Linked DNA regions of Homo sapiens: all the other regions are linked to region 1. The links are chromatin contacts, found by Hi-C or POLR2A ChIA-PET in ENCODE. All regions are on one chromosome and are shown on one strand. The core of a region is the stretch at or near the end of the contact, and the rest is flanking DNA. Distances in the headings are between cores, read along the strand shown. Region 1 holds the start of PSMB7 (proteasome 20S subunit beta 7). Region 2 holds the start of MAPKAP1 (MAPK associated protein 1). Region 3 holds the start of STRBP (spermatid perinuclear RNA binding protein).

Region 1 (5,081 bases), core at 802-3,301:
AGTGAGCTGAGATCATGCCACTGCACTCCAGCCTGGGTGATAGAGGGAGACCGAGTCTCAAAAAAATAAATAAATAAATAAAATAAAATAAAATAAAATAAAATTCACCTAACGTAGAAGTCACCATTTTAACCATTTTAAAGTGTGCAACTCAGTGGTTTTTAGTGTATTCATAATATCGTGCAACCAATACCACTATGTAATTCCAGAATATTTTCATCATTTTCCAAAAACTCTGCGCCCACTAAACAGTCCTATCCATTCTCTCCTCCTCCCCTAACCCTTAGCAACCAAACATCTACTTTCTGTCTGTGGATTTGCCTATTAAGAACACTTCACATACATGGAATGATACACTATGTGGCCTTTTGTGCCTGGCTTCTTTCCCTCAGTATATTTTTAAGGTCCATCCCTGTTGTAACATGTATCTGTGCTTCAGACTTCTTTATGGTCTAATAATATTCCATTAAATGAATTTACCATATTTTGTTTATCCATTCATCAGTGGATGGACATTTGTTTCCATTATTTGGCTATTGTGAATAATGAGACCCCCCCCTCGCTTTTTTTTTTGAGACGGAGTCTCTGCTCTGTTGCCCAGGCTGGAGTGCAGTGGCGTGATCTCAGCTCACTGCAACTTCTGCCTCCCTGGTTCGAGCTATTCTCCTGCCTCGGCCTCCTGACTAGCTGGGACTACAGGTGCCCACCACCACGTCTGGCTAAGTTTTTGTATTTTTAGTAAAGACGGAGTTTCACCGTGTTAGCCAGGATGGTCTCAATCTCCTGACCTCATGATCCGCCCACCTCGGCCTCCCAAAGTGCTGGGATTACAGGCGTGAGACACCGCGCCCAGCCAATGAGACCCCTTTTGACGCAGGGCAGGTAAGCCCCAAAGTGCGGCTGAGCCCACAAGGGTTCTTGGCTTTGCCCAAGAAAGAATTCAAGGGCAAGTTAGAGGCAGAAGAAAACGGCTTTATTGAAGTGGCGGCGTTACAGCTCCATGACTGCTCCTGCAGAGCAGGGTTACCCTCTTAGGCAGAGTGTCAGGGCAGTTTTGCTGTCATATTTATACACACTTTTAATTACATGCAGATTAAGGGGTGGTTTATGCAGGCATTTCTAGGGAAGGGGTAGTAACTTTTGGTTTATGGTGCCACTGCCATGGAAAGGGGCGGTAACTCACGAGTGTTGCCATGGCAACGGTAAACTGACTTGGCTGGCTGGTGAGCGAGTCTTAGGGAAGACAGCTTCCGTCCAGGCCCTGTTTTAGCTAGTCCTCAATTTGGTCAGGTATCTCAGCCCCATCTCTGAATGGAGGCCTGCCTTCTACCTCACCTTTGTAGAAGTTTTTGTGAATACATGTCTTCAACCCTCTCGGGTGCGTATCTAAGAGGATAATACTTTTTGGGGAACTGCCAAATTGTTTTCCGGAGCAGCCGCACCGTTTTGCATTCTCACCAGCCGTGTATTCGGGTTCCAATTTCTCCACACTCTCGCAACCCTTGCGCTTTTCTGTCTTTTTGTTTATGGCCATCCTAGCGGGTGCGAAGTGGGATCTCACTGTGGTCGTGCTTTGCATTCACCCTATGACTAATCATGTTGAGCCTCTTTTCACAGACTTAATGGCCATTCTACAGCAGCCTTTTGAGCTAGGTTGTAATCTCCATCTGATAGCGGAGGAAACAGATTCAGAGAGTTGAAGAGACTTGCTTAACGCAAGGGGGTGGTGGGGCTGTGCCTGGGACTTGGGTCTGTCTGTCTCTGAAGCACCGCAGAACCAAATTAACGGTAGAAACAAGTCCAGTCTGAGCGGCAGGAGACCTGGTCGCTGGTGCGTTCACCTTGGACAAGTCCTTTCCCGGTTCCGGGTGTCACTTTCTCCTCCGTGCCACTTGGGGCGATATACTTCAAACATCTCTGGCCTCTCTAGGAACCAGAATCTCTAAGATCAATCGTTCTAGTGCGGCGTTTGCCCCGCCCCTTCAGCCCCCGTTGCCAGCGACGCCGGAAGTGCTCGGCTCTTTTTGTTTGCACCCGCCTCCGACCCGGAACTGCTTTCTTGGGAAGATGGCGGCTGTGTCGGTGTATGCTCCACCAGTTGGAGGCTTCTCTTTTGATAACTGCCGCAGGTGCCGCCTTGCTTGGGGCTTGGTTCAGGGAGGGAGAAGAGTGCGGTGCTCGGGTGGGAGCTGGGCCAAGGTGTGATACGAGAATTCTGAGGGAAGAATTCATGGCGGGGCCTGTGGCCCGCGGCTAGTGTGACTCAGGGGAATCAGGGCCTGGGCGTGGGTTTCTCCTGAAGCCGGGTCTGCTCTCCCACCTTCCCAGCGCACTCGGCCACCGTTTATCTCCGTCTCCTAAGGCACGTCACGGCCCCTTTGTAAGACTGTCTTCGTTGGAAAACGGGAGAACAGTGCTGATGGTGGGAGGATTCATTAAACAGATGGGCGTGAAAACAAGTAGCAGCTTTCCTGAGTTCTCTGTTAGGCACTTTTCATGCCAGTGCTGTGCGATGTGGTCCTGCCCTTCAACACTTGATTCTCTCATTTGCTCTTAGGAATGCCGTCTTGGAAGCCGATTTTGCAAAGAGGGGATACAAGCTTCCAAAGGTCCGGAAAACTGGCACGACCATCGCTGGGGTGGTCTATAAGGTAAGCCGGGTTAGGCTAAGAGCAGCAGTGACTGAACCGGCAACAGGAATCAGAACACTTGGCTTCCGGTGTCTCTCCCGGCTCGGTCTGGAAAGGCAAATGCTATAGAATACATCAGGAGACCGTCTTTCAGGAGCGACTGCTTTTGTCAGGTTTTGTGTGCTTCTTAACAGTTTATGTTCTTTCCTCACTTTGCTGAGGTTTTTTCTTTCTTTCTTTTTTTTTTTTTTAAACAGGTCAGTTAGCTTCTTAATTACTAGTTTAGGAAGCTGAAGTATGTGATGGGAGATCACGAGATTTGGGGTCAGACAGGTCTGTCTCACCTTTGAACTCTATAGTGCTGATTCCAACTTCTGGCAGCTCACTTTCCTTCTCACAGGGACACCTTCAGATGCATCAAATGGAGATAACTCCTGCCTTAAATTGTTGGAAACGTCAAAAGGGATAATGATTACCTGTGCAACATGTTTTAAAGAAAAGCAACATGTTTTAAAAGGAAATTGATAGTGATGGCTAATTTAATGGAAAGATTCCTGAGTCTTAATCCAGGTTTTTTCCAGATTAGCTCTGATTTACAAGGAATTTACCCGACACCTGAGCCTCACTTGAAAATGGGAATAATTCTTACCTACTCAGGATTCAATTAGTAGCATTTACTAAGAAACCTTTTCTTAAATCCTGAAAGTGTAGCACAATATTTTTGCTATGAGTTTTGGCTGGCGTTTTGAGATTAGGGGAGCATGTGGTATGGCCAACATAGTATTCCCTAAAGTAGAATAGAGAGTTGCGGTTGGCTTATATTTGTAAAATTGTTTAAAAACTTTTTTTTTTAATAGGATGGCATAGTTCTTGGAGCAGATACAAGAGCAACTGAAGGGATGGTTGTTGCTGACAAGAACTGTTCAAAAATACACTTCATATCTCCTAATATTTAGTAAGTATTGATTCGTTTGAATAACTCTTATATTTTCAAACATGTCAGGGCTAAAAATTGACCTTCCTGTGCTCCTTACTAAAACCTGTTTTTCAACCTGTATTTTCTGTCTCCCTTAAATGGCATTTCCAGCCACCTGTTACCTAAGCCAGTAACTTCAAGTCCTCTCTTTGCTTCAGTCTCCAATTGAATTGGTGGCCAGTTTTGCCCTCTCTGTGCCTCTTGAATCCATTCCCTCCTATCCTTTCCTTTGCTAAGGCTCTAGTTTGGGTTCTTTTTTCTTTTTCTTTTTTTCAAACATTAACTTGAACCATAGAGGTTCTTTTTTCTTAGCTGGACTATTGCAGTTACCATTTAATTGGCCTCTCTTAGGCATCCTATTGTTCACTCTTCTGCCATACTGGATTTTGTAAAACATAGATCTGATGGCATCCCTTTCTTAAAAAGCTTTTCAAGAGACTTGTCACATTTCCACATGGCTTTTAGGATAAAAATCAAAATTCTGTGGCCTTGCACAGTCTCATAGAAAGCCTACCCTTCAAGCGTCTTTTTCAGTTGCCATCACCCTGTGCTCCAGTTACGTCTGAACTGTCCCTATTTCCCTCATCTCCAAGCTATTCTACCGTTGCTTATGTGAGATTCTATTTAGAAACTCTGCCTTCTCTGCTTGTAGAGTGTTTTTATTCCAGCTCATATATAACCTTTTCCTTTTTTTAAACATTTTTTTCGTTCTTTTTTTTTTTTTTTTTTTTTTGGGAGAGATGCGGTCACACTATGTTGCCCTGGCTGATCTTGATCTTCTGGCCTCAAGTGATCCTCCCGCCTGGGTCTCACATAGTGCTGGGATTACAGGCATGAGCCATCATGCCCAGCCTGAAACCTTTTCTTAATGATCAGAATCAATTACCTTCTCCTCCGGTTTCCCGTAGGATTTTGTACCTATGCTATTACTGTGTATTAAATTATGTGTTATAATTTTTGTCTTCTTGTGTATCTTACACTCAACTTTGAGCACAAGGCCTCTCATATTTTCTTTATTCCCAGTGCTTAGTGTAATTACTGGTATCTGATAGTAAATACTTGGTAGATGTTGAATTGCAAGAGTTAACACACCTGGCACTTCTGTACAACTTGGATATATTTGTAGCATTAATGGAATGCACACACTGTTATCACAGAAACCAATAATTTCATGTGTTCCATTGGGCCATAGATAATGTATTTGCATATAACTAGATGCATATTCTCAATTTTCTGTTTATTTAAGGTTGACTAAACAGAGAAGTTACAGCATAGATATACTCAAAAACATCTCTCTGTACCTGAACTTCATGGAAGTTATCCAAGAACCCATTACTTCTAATTGAGCCCTCTGGTAATTGGATTTCAGCTAAGTTTCTAATTGGATTTTTCAGTTGTTGTGGTGCTGGGACAGCTGCAGACACAGACATGACAACCCAGCTCATTTCTTCCAACCTGGAGCTCCACTCCCTCTC
Region 2 (5,081 bases), core at 1,579-4,078, 1.3 Mb before region 1:
GGCTTCTTAAGGGTAGGGTCCCCGTCTGGCTTTTTCACCACTGAATCTCAATAGGCACTCAATAAGTATTGCTTACTGACTGAGGTATACTCATACTGGTAGGCATTAGTAAATAATAGTCACATGCCAGGCTCTGTTATATGTAAGCTACATGTATTAGGTCATTCTATCCTTGCAACAAACTAATGAGGTTATGTAGGACTTCTGTCATTCCCATTTTCCAGGTAAAGATAAGAATATTTAGAGAAGCAACTTGGAGAGATGAAGTCACAAAACTTGTAAGTGGCAGAGTGAGTATTCACTTTTTATTTTTCTAATTTTTTTTTCAAGACAGGGCATTGCTCTTTCATCCAGGCTGGAGTGCAGTGGCATGATCACGTCTCACTGCAGCCTTGACCTCCCAGGGCTCAAGCAATCATCCCATCTCAGCCTCCCAAGCAGCTAGGACTACAGGCATTCACCACCACACCTGGCTAAAAAAAATATATGTGTATATGTGTGTGTATATATATATTTTTTTATTTTTTATTTTTTTGAGACAGACTCTCACTCTGTTGTCCAGGCTGGGCTGCAGTGGTGTGCTCACTGCAACCTTCACCTCCCAGGTTCAAGCGATTCTCCTGCCTCAGCCTCTCAAGTAGCTGGGACTACAGGTGTGTGCCACATGCCTGGCTAATTTTTCGTATTTTTTTTTTTTTTTTTTTAGTAGAGACAGGGTTTCACCATGTTAAGACAGGATGGTCTTGATCTTCTGACCTTGTGATCCGCACCCCTTGGCCTCCCAAAGTGCTGGGATTACAGGCATGAGCCACCGTGCCCGGCCTATATAGAGATAAATTTTTTAAGGTAGTGATGGGGTCTCACCATGTTGCCTAGGCTGGTCTTGAACTCCTGGGCTCAGATGATCTTCCTGCCTTGGTCTCTCAAAGTGCTAGGAAATATTTACTCTTTAGAATCTATAACTGCTTAGCAGTTTTAGATAGGTCGAGTTTTATGTGTCTAGGAGACAGTCAGGCAGCTGTGCTTCAGATTGGAACTCGAGAGAGAGAGAGAGGAAAATGGAGAGTAAGATTTAGGAAGGAACAGATAACCTGGTGACCTCAGAAAATCAAATATCCAAACTTGTTCACACCTGCTGCTTTGTTAGAGTGCCTCTGACAGGTCCCTGATGGAACTGTGGTGGTGTGTGTGCAAGAGTGTGTCTGGGTGCTGAGGTGCACTATTCCCCCAGTATAGATATGTGGTAAGATACCAATTACATAAAGTAATGGGATGTAGTAAGAGATCAATCACATATGGTCATGCGTGGAATGAGGATGTTTTGGTCAATGACAGAGTGCATATGATGGTGGTCCCCTAAGATTATAACATGGTCTTTTAATTGTACCTTTTCTGCATTTAGAGATGTTTAGATACACAAATACCATTGTGTTAGAATTGCCTACAGTATATGGTACAGTAACATGCTGTACAGGTGTGCAGCCTAGAAGCAATAGGCTAATACCAAACAGCCTAGGTGTGTAGTAGGCTCTGACATTGTGTAAGTACAGTCTATGATGTTTACACAACCACAAAATCAGCTAACGATGCATTTCTTGTGTCCTCATCATTAAGTGATGGATGACCATATTTGAAATACATGGGTAGACCCACCGTGTTTTTTGTTTTTTTGTTTTGAGACAGAGTCTCTGTCACCCAGGCTGGAGTGCAGTGGCCTGATCTTGGGTCACTGCAACCTCTGCCTCCCGGGTTCAAGCCATTCTCCTGCCTCAGTCTCCTGAGTAGCTGGGACTACAGGTGCACACCACCACGCCAGACTAATTTTTGTATTTTTAGTAGAGACAGGGTTTCACCATGTTGGCCAGGCTGGTCTCGAACTCCTGATCTCAAGTGATCTGCCCTCCTCGGCCTCCCAAAGTGCTGGGATTACAGGTGTGAGCCACCGTGCCTGGCCCCATGGCATATTTATTAATAAGTTTAAAATTGGGCAGGGGTCCCTCAGGGCTGAAATTCAACCTTGAGTTTTTTCTTTTGCTAAGGTGCGTTTTTGAGAGACTTCCCCAAGCATCTTTCAGGTGGGAGAACCACTCTCACTGCACTCCCTGAATCCTTTTTCCCCCTTCATCGTGGCTTTCTCTACTGATTTCCTCCGTGAGAGAGGAAGGGAGCAGCATGAGACACACTGAACTTCTGCCCTGTGCCAGTCCTCCTACATCTCCTGGAAACCTCCCAGCAGGGCTTGAGGAAGATTATTGTCACCTCCATATTACAGATATTATAATAAGAGAAATAACTAACATTGACTGCATGTTTACTATGTGTCAGGCACTATGCTGGGTGTTTTTCAAGCATCATCCCATTCGATTCCCACAGCAATATACTCTAAAGTTGAAACTATTGCCCTGGATGGGAAAACCCGAGGCTCAGAGAGAAGTGTCACATCCTAGGACACACAGCAAGTTATAAGAGCTGGCATTTGAACCCAGGTCTTTCTCAGAGAGGCTGAGCTGCCTCATCACTCATTTCTGGACGAACTAAGGGCTTTTCTCCGTGGAAATGGGGAGAAAGAAGATTCGATGGAGAAGCCTAACACTGATTCCTGCTCAAGGCAAGTCCAGGCACTGGCGCATCTTGCCAGAACTCAGTCTCCGACCCAGGCCTTTCCCTGCACTGGAGAAGCGGCGCGCATGCGCCCGGCCTCCCTCCCGGCCCCGCCCCGCGGGAAGCTACCGCTCCTTGCTTTCAGCTCTGGGGCTTGCGCACTACGTCCCCAGCCAGAGGCTCCTTCCCGGTCGGGGACTTCCGGAACGCCGGGGTGTGGTTCCGGGTCGTGTGCGGCTCGGGGTAATAGGGCTGCTGCTCGGCCGGCCGGCGGCGGCGAGCAGCAGGGGCATGAGGGCTAACCCGGGAAGCGGCAGCTGAGCGGGCCGGGAGGAGCGCCGGTCCCCGTGGATCCCGAGAGTGCAGAGCTCGGGGCAGGGGCCGGGAGGCGTGGGGGAGCCGGGCCCTCCCCTCAGGAACGTGTCCCGGGGCCGACCCGGCCCGTAGTGTGGAAGCAGCTTCAGGTAAAGGTTGCCCCAGCCGCCAGCTCCCCGCCCGTCCGTCAGCCCACCAGCTTGCCCACCTGGCGGCCCTCTCACCCCTCCAGTTTCAGCGCTGCCCGGCGGGCCGCCTGCCGGGCCCTTGTTCAGGTGGCCCGGGCGCGTTCGTTTCCTGGCCATTTCCAGAACTGGAGGCTGTCAGGAGTCTGAGGCGGGTGTGTGGTTTAGGGGAAAAGAAGCCAGCTGACCTGGTAGTGTGGGGGTGGGGGGTGTAGTTGACTCCGGCAGTTTCTGGGCCTGCACTTGGCAATATCTAGGTGCCCTGGTCTTCATAATGTGAAAATCAAGGTTTTCAAGCATTGACTGTGTGGTCCTTGTTTCCTTGCGTCCCTTCTCCCCCTCCCCCTTAAAGAGGTTAACAGCCTTACAGACTTTTTTCTAGCTACAGTGCTGCTGGAACTTTGATTCATTCTTTGTTTATGGGAGTGGCAAGGAGTCATTTAGATTTGTTTAAGGCTGGGAAAAAGAGATTGTAGCGTAAACAAGATTATGACTTTAACCAGAGACCCCCAAATTGACTCAGAAATTGGTTAAAACTTCCTTTTGAATGAATGAAAGTCACTTTGGAAGCCCACCACAGTACCTGGCACTGTACAAAGCACCATGTTGTTATAAACCCAAATCGGCAAAGTTCAAAACTTTCCCAGGTGTGAAGAGTCAAATGGAGACCCATTGGTTTAAAAAAAGCAGCGTTCTCATTCTCTGACAAGCAGGAGAGGTGGATCCGTAATGTTAAAACCCACTTGAGCAGAAGCCTAGATATGGGTTTTATTCCTTATATTTTATGAGCCCACACAAGGTACCTAGTAAACACGGAAAGAGTTCTTGATGAAGCAATAATTGTTTTCATGTTTTTCAGTTTACACACCTGCGGGATTTGGGGCATGCTGGTAGCCCTTTCCCATTCATCTGTGTGCTCATGCCTACCTTCAACTACTGTGTGTCCCAGACTGCACTTACACCCCCTTACATCTCCTAATCTGGCTCCTGGTTACCTTTCCAGTTATGCTTGAAAAGGTCTCCTTCTTTAATTACCCCATCCTGATCCATTACTCTGAATAAGTAGGATCTCTAATCATTTTTGTTCTTTCCTATTCCATTGATTTTTGTAGAACATTCTCCCTACCTTGCCTAGGTTTCCCCTTTTCTCTTTCAGTCTATTGAGACGCTTCCCACGGCTCAGCTGAGTTGGCCTCACCCAACCAATTCAGGACAACCCCACCTGGAAATGATTTTTCCTCTAGAATTCTATAAGCGCTCATTTTTATCTACAATTATTTAACTTAGCAAATGTTTACTGAATATGGATATGTATATATATGCCAGGTACCATGCTAGGCAATTAGAGATAAATATAAGATTCAGTCTTTGCTGCCAGGGAGCTCAATTTAGTGAAAGAGAGATAAGGGAAATGAATAATTCTAACACCGTGATAAGTACATTGTGTGAGAGTTCTTGTGACAGTGGTAGGTGCGGGAGGGGAATGGGTTATTCACCTTTGAGGGATGGGATGTGGCCAGGTAATGCTTCATAATTTGAGGTAAACTAAACTTTGAGTATTTGGGTATTATATAGGGGTTTCTATTGTTTAATCATTTTAACCTCAATTTACAGATTAGGAAGACCCATAATAAATTACACAGCTGGTAGGAGACAGAGCCAGGATTCAAACCCAGGTCTGTCTGATGCCTAAATCTGTGCTTTTTCCATTACATGTCTTGCCTTTTTCTCACATCATCTCCCTCTTTTTATGCAAGTACATATTGAAACCAAAAGTTATATAGGACAAAACATATGAATGTTAAAATGAATGGTACAGAAATCTTTTAAATGTAAAGACTGTGCTCTTCCAAGGCAAGGAGATGGCAGGTAGGTTAGTTAGCTCAGCTTTGAATATGAGCAGAGAAGACAGTCTATAGAAAATAGGCATGGACTCTGGATTCAATTCCTGGTCCCTGTTCTTACAGGATATGTGACCTT
Region 3 (5,081 bases), core at 1,678-4,177, 1.1 Mb after region 1:
TTTGAAGTCAGGAGTTCAAGACTAGCCTGACCAACATGGTGAAACCTCATCTCTACTAAAATACAAAAATTAGCCAGGCATGGTGGCAGGCGCCTGTAATCTCAGCTACTCAGGAAGCTGAGGCAAGAGTATCACTTGAACCCAGGAGGCAGAGGTTACAGTGAGCCAAGATTGCGCCACTGCACTACAGCCTGGGCGACAGAGCAAGACCCCTCTCAAAAACAAAGCAAAACAAAAATCTGCATATGTATCCTTAAAAAATTAAAACAATGCAGAAATTTTTAAGTCCTCCATCCCCACACCCAGTTCTATCTTCCAGGCATAACCAATAGTGGTTGGTGTTTAATCCTTTCTGACGTTTTTCTATGGAGAATCCAACATACACATTACAGATAAATAATTTTCTGCAACTTTCTTTTTTCTTTGGACATGTAATGAGGGACATGAAAAATTAACAGTAACTACTCTGGAGTTGGGATTGGGGTAGTGGGAGTGGAGTCAAGGGCAGGAAGGGAGAGAGACATTAACTTTTTTTTTGAGACGGAGTTTCGCTCTTGTTGTCCAGGCTAGAGTGCAATCACGGGATCTCGGCTCATTGCAACCTCTGCCCCCCGGGTTCAAGCGATTCTCCTGCCTCAGCCTCCCGAGTAGCTAGGATTACAGGTACACACCAACACGTCCGGCTAATTTTCGTATTTTTAGTAGAGATGGGGTTTTGCCCCATTGGCCAGGCTGGTCTTGAACTCCTGACCTCAGGTGATCCACACGCCTCGGCCTCCCAAAAGTGCTAGGATTACCAGCGTGAGCCACTGCGTCTGGCCTAACTTTTTACTTTCTTTCCTTTTATATAATTTGCATGCTTTTGTCTCAGTGTTTGGAGTTACAAACCCAATAAAGATATTGAAACAAGAAATACTATTGAATCCTTAATGCCATGCTGTTCTTCTATTTTAAAAAAATTAAAAATGTAACCAAGTGCTGGACACCGTGCTGAGTGCCTTAGATATACGGTTGCAATGAATCCTTCTAACAACCCTACAATATGCAATACTATTAGTCTCACTTGGCAGATGAGTAAACTTAGACTAGAGAGATTGATTTTCCAAGATCACACAGCTAGTGTGCAGTGAATCTGGATCTTTACAGTGTGGCGCCTCTTCTCCCTCTGATACTTATGGGCATCCTACAAAACCCAGCTTTAATGATCTCATGTCATGTGCACGTGTAGTCTTCCCTAACACACTTAGGCAGGAAGATGACCCTGTCCTCAAGGGACTGAGAGACCAGGGAGGAGACAGACAGCTAAACAATTACAATCTAGTGCCATGAGAATACATATAGCTTAACAGGACTATGTTCAAGCCGAGGGAGCTTAGACCATGTGTCTGAGGCAGCCAAGGATCTCCAGAGAATATACTCTGAGCTGATTGATAAGGATACCCAGGATTTTTTTCAGGAGGGTCAAGGAAGGTGTGAGTGGTCAGAGGTGGGGAGAGGGTTTAGAAAGGGATTTGCGGCCTGGCATCTGTCTCAGGAGACTCAGGCTCCTACACACCTGGGCATACTCTGGAAACAACAGTACTGTAGTTCTGTGTGGCTGGAGGGTCACATTGGCCTGAAGGAGGGGCAAAGGGAAGGGCGTGCACCTTGAAGCTTAAGGCCAGATCACCAAGGCCTTTTCAGTTGAAATTGGGTTTTTTACACTTTATTCTGTGAATGAAACAGAGCTGTTAAAATATTTGAGCCTGGTGTGTTAGAAAGATGAAAAGGGGCCCCAAGGGGGCTGTTGTGGGGAGTCCCTCCTCAACCCCTGGGCTGTTCAAGGTCCTCTGTCTTGGCACTGAGTGGTCAGGTCGTTTCTGCTCCAGGCTGGGAATTGTCTTAGGGCAAAGACATTGTCTCATTTGCCAGTGCATCCCTGCAGCCTGCAAACCCCCCGGTATACAGCAGGGACTGTATACTGGCAAGCAGAATGCTGGGCACCAAGAACTTGAGGCCAGGGACTGTAGAATAGAAAGCGAACCTTTAATTCTTCCCCAGCGCCGCCCCTGGCACAGAGCTGGTAGGTGTTCAGCCAAAGTCTGACCCAACCATAAGGAGGTCAGAGAGGTCCTGGGCCCAAACTCAATCCCAGCGAGGTTCATTATAGGCAGGTGAAGGAGAGGTGATTGTAGCAGCTTCTGTTCAGCGACTGCTGTGTGCCAGGATTCACACCTATTGTCTTATGCCATCTCCCCAACAGCTCCTAAATTGGAATTATTGTCCCAGTTTTCCTGATGAGGAAACTGAGGCTCAGAACGGTTCTTGGTAACTTGGCCAAGGTCACACAGCCAGCAAGTAGGTGGGCGGTGGCACAAGTCAAAGCCTACTGGCCTGCCCCTCTACCTCGGGAGGCAGTGCGACGCCTACTCCATTTGTGTGGCTGCTGGGGTTGGGGGGCATCCCGCACTGGGGTGCGGGGCCCGGGGAAGGCGGCTAGCCGCCGCGGCTCGGCGCAGCTCCCAGGTTCGGAAGTTACGAAGTTTCCGTGCATTTCGCTAGCCTCCCAGCGCAGCTCGTCTCCGCTCCGCCGCAGTTACGCCGCTAGCGCAGCGGGGCTCAGGTGCTGCAGCGAGCGGGGGCCTGGGGCCGGGAGGAAGGCGGGGACGCAGTTTACGTAAGCGTCCGCTGGCAGGTGCATAAGGCCGCCGGCGGCGAGTGCTCCCTGCGCGCTCCCAGGTGCGCACTTGGCGCAGGCGGCGGCACAGCAAGGCGGCGGCGGGCGCTGGCCGGCGCTCTCAGGTGCGGCAGGACGCGCGTGGAGGGGGCGCGCGGCGAACGAGGGGGCGGGCTTTCCGTTCCCCAGCAGCCGCGGGGCCCGCCCCCTGGCCTGGCCAATGGGCGCGCTCGACGGTGTCACGTGCTCGCTGCCGCCGCTGCCGCCGCCGAAGCGGAGACCGGAGCCGCGAGCGCCACCAGGGCAGCAGCCGCCGCAGCCGCCGCCGCTGGGCAGAGGAGCCGGAGACGCGAGCGGGCGAGGTGGCGGCGGCGGCGGAGCGGGAGCGGGTACCGGGCGCGGGCAGAGCGCGGCGGCGCGGGTAGGCTCCGGCGGCGGGGCGGGCGCCTGCGCGGCGGGCCGTCCCGGGCGGGCGGCGGTTAAGGCGGCGGTTGAGGCGGTTGGCGGAGCCGGCCCGGGCCCCGCATTGTTTGTTGTGCGTCCTTAGCAGCGGCGGCGGCGGTGGCGGCCGAGGCGGAGAGCAGGGAGCAATCCCGGCCCCGCGGCTCCGGCATTGTGGCCGCCGCCGCCGCCGCTGCGGTGCCCCGGCCGCTTCGGGCAAGGGCAGCGGGCAGCCTTCCTCACCTTCGCGGGGACGGGGTCCCGGCCGATCAGGGGAGGGCGTGGGCAGGGTTGGGGGACGCGGTGCCGGGAGGTCTTCCGGGACGGAGGGCTCGGGGCTCGGGGCAGGTGTTGGAGGACATTGGGGGCAGGAGCTGGGGAGAGGCTTCGGGGGGCAGGCGGAAGGTGTGGGCAGATTTGGGGGTAAATAGGGGTGCAGAGGGATCCGGCCCAATGGAGGAGGAGAGCCTTCAGGCAGGTTTGGGGGGCCCCCTGGGCCAGGCGAGTGCGAGATGGAGGACATTCCGTCCGGTGGGGGGGGGCACTATATTGTGGGGTTCAAGAGGGAATGAGGGGGCTTTTGGGGAGGGCAGGGACGAGTGGGGTGGGAATGGAGGGAGAAGACTGGGGACTCGAGCAGGACTGGAAGGAGCGCTGCGTGCCAGGGGCAGGGAGTGGGGCGGGTATTAGGAAGGCCACCGGGACGCCCGTGAAGGGGAACGATGGAGGAGGGGGTCGGGGCAGGGGGAAGTGAGGGCAGGCAGGGAGCGCCTGAAAGGGAGGGAGGGGAGCAGGGTGCCTAGGCTTCTGGGGTGATAGGGAAATGAAGGGTAGGCCCAGGGGCTCCAGGAGACCTGCGAGGGGTGTGAGGGAGTGTGTGGCCAGGTGTATAGGGGAGCCTGCAGGGAGGCGGGAGGGGGTTGACATGTAAGGATAAAAAGGCAGGTATCTGGTGCTCAGGGAAGAGGAGTATGGGGTGGAAGGGGGAAGTTCATTGGGGCAGAGACTTAGTTTGAGGGCTTGCAGAGAGAGGTGGGGACAGTAGGAGAAGGGTGATGGGGATGGAGAGCAGGAGGTGTGTGGGGCATTTAAAGGATAGCGGGAGAAGTGCGTGAAATGGAGGGTGTTTATGCAGGAAGTATGGAAGAAGGTGGGATCAGCAAGAGAGGGAATTTTGAGGTAGGACGGAGGGTGAGGGGTTCTTGGCAAGTGTTGGAGGACGTTAGGGGCAGGAGCTGGGGGAGAGGGACAGGTGTGGGGTGGCGTGGAGTGTGTGAGGTGGAGGGCAAAAGGGGGTGGGGAAAGGGAAGTGTTCTTGGAGTGGCAGGTAAAGTGTGGGGACAAATGGAAGGAAAGATTTCTGAGGCGGGAAGTGTGGAGCGGTTGGGGAGGAGGAAGGTGGAGGGGAGGGTGAGAACGAAATCAGTAGAGGGGGACAACGGGATAGACTGGAGGGGAAGGTGGACAGGTCTGGAGTACAGTAGGTGGAGGGAGGGAAGCACAGGTTTGGGGCACTGAATTTTGTGCTGTAGGGAGAAGGGAGGTAGGGAGAAAGAAGGAAGGTAGACAGGCTATTTTGGGGTAGAGGATGTAGAAGAATGCTTAATACCTATAGTGGAGTAAGGGAAGGGCAAGGCAGAGGTGTATGTGGACATGTCTGTAACTAGAAAGGCATAGGTGATGGATTGGAGTGGTGGTGGTGGTGGTGGGGGAAATAGGATGCCCAGGTTTAGGGCAGGAAATGACTGCTTAAGTTGGAGAGAGCTAGGAACACAGGTTGCTTAAGAGAGTATGGAAGATCCAAGGAGTGGAAGTATGGGGAGAGATTGGAACACTTTGAGTTTGAGAGATGAAAGGGGCCAAGATTTTTAGGTCACTGAGAGTCTAAGGAAGATCAGGCAGAGTGCAGAAGTTGGAAAAATAACTAAATGGAGAGGATTAAATTCCATACTGAGAGAAACTGGAGATTGAGGGGTGGGGGGAC

The links. A loop is a pair of places that touch in the nucleus more often than their neighbours do. ChIA-PET counts read pairs that join two places held with the same protein, here RNA polymerase II (POLR2A). Pooled maps may share reads with other maps.
Region 2: a loop to region 1 is called in a map of CD8-positive, alpha-beta T cell, with 10 times the contacts of the local background. The contact joins the promoter of MAPKAP1 here to the promoter of PSMB7 in region 1. A Hi-C loop is called at or near these places in 1 of 168 maps with a recorded cell type or tissue (CD8-positive, alpha-beta T cell) and 6 of 50 pooled maps. POLR2A ChIA-PET finds 5 or more read pairs at or near these places in 1 of 52 experiments (naive thymus-derived CD8-positive, alpha-beta T cell).
Region 3: a loop to region 1 is called in a map of CD4-positive, alpha-beta T cell, with 9 times the contacts of the local background. The contact joins the promoter of STRBP here to the promoter of PSMB7 in region 1. A Hi-C loop is called at or near these places in 4 of 168 maps with a recorded cell type or tissue (CD4-positive, alpha-beta T cell, CD8-positive, alpha-beta T cell, esophagus muscularis mucosa and 1 more) and 10 of 50 pooled maps. POLR2A ChIA-PET finds 5 or more read pairs at or near these places in 1 of 52 experiments (T-cell).

The regions. Positions count from the first base shown.
Region 1 is chr9:124,412,412-124,417,492 of GRCh38, reverse strand. PSMB7 (proteasome 20S subunit beta 7) reads left to right here and starts at 2,051. Exons shown (of 8, transcript NM_002799.4): 1 at 2,051-2,129; 2 at 2,558-2,651; 3 at 3,488-3,585; 4 at 5,001-5,081. The coding sequence starts at 2,068. RefSeq lists enhancers at 2,095-2,144, 4,653-5,081.
Region 2 is chr9:125,704,955-125,710,035 of GRCh38, reverse strand. MAPKAP1 (MAPK associated protein 1) reads left to right here and starts at 2,828. Exons shown (of 12, transcript NM_001006617.3): 1 at 2,828-3,065. RefSeq lists enhancers at 2,455-2,614, 2,612-2,906 and silencers at 2,615-2,784, 2,895-3,124.
Region 3 is chr9:123,266,432-123,271,512 of GRCh38, reverse strand. STRBP (spermatid perinuclear RNA binding protein) reads left to right here and starts at 2,927. Exons shown (of 19, transcript NM_018387.5): 1 at 2,927-3,077. RefSeq lists silencers at 2,502-2,981, 3,152-3,201 and an enhancer at 2,601-3,101.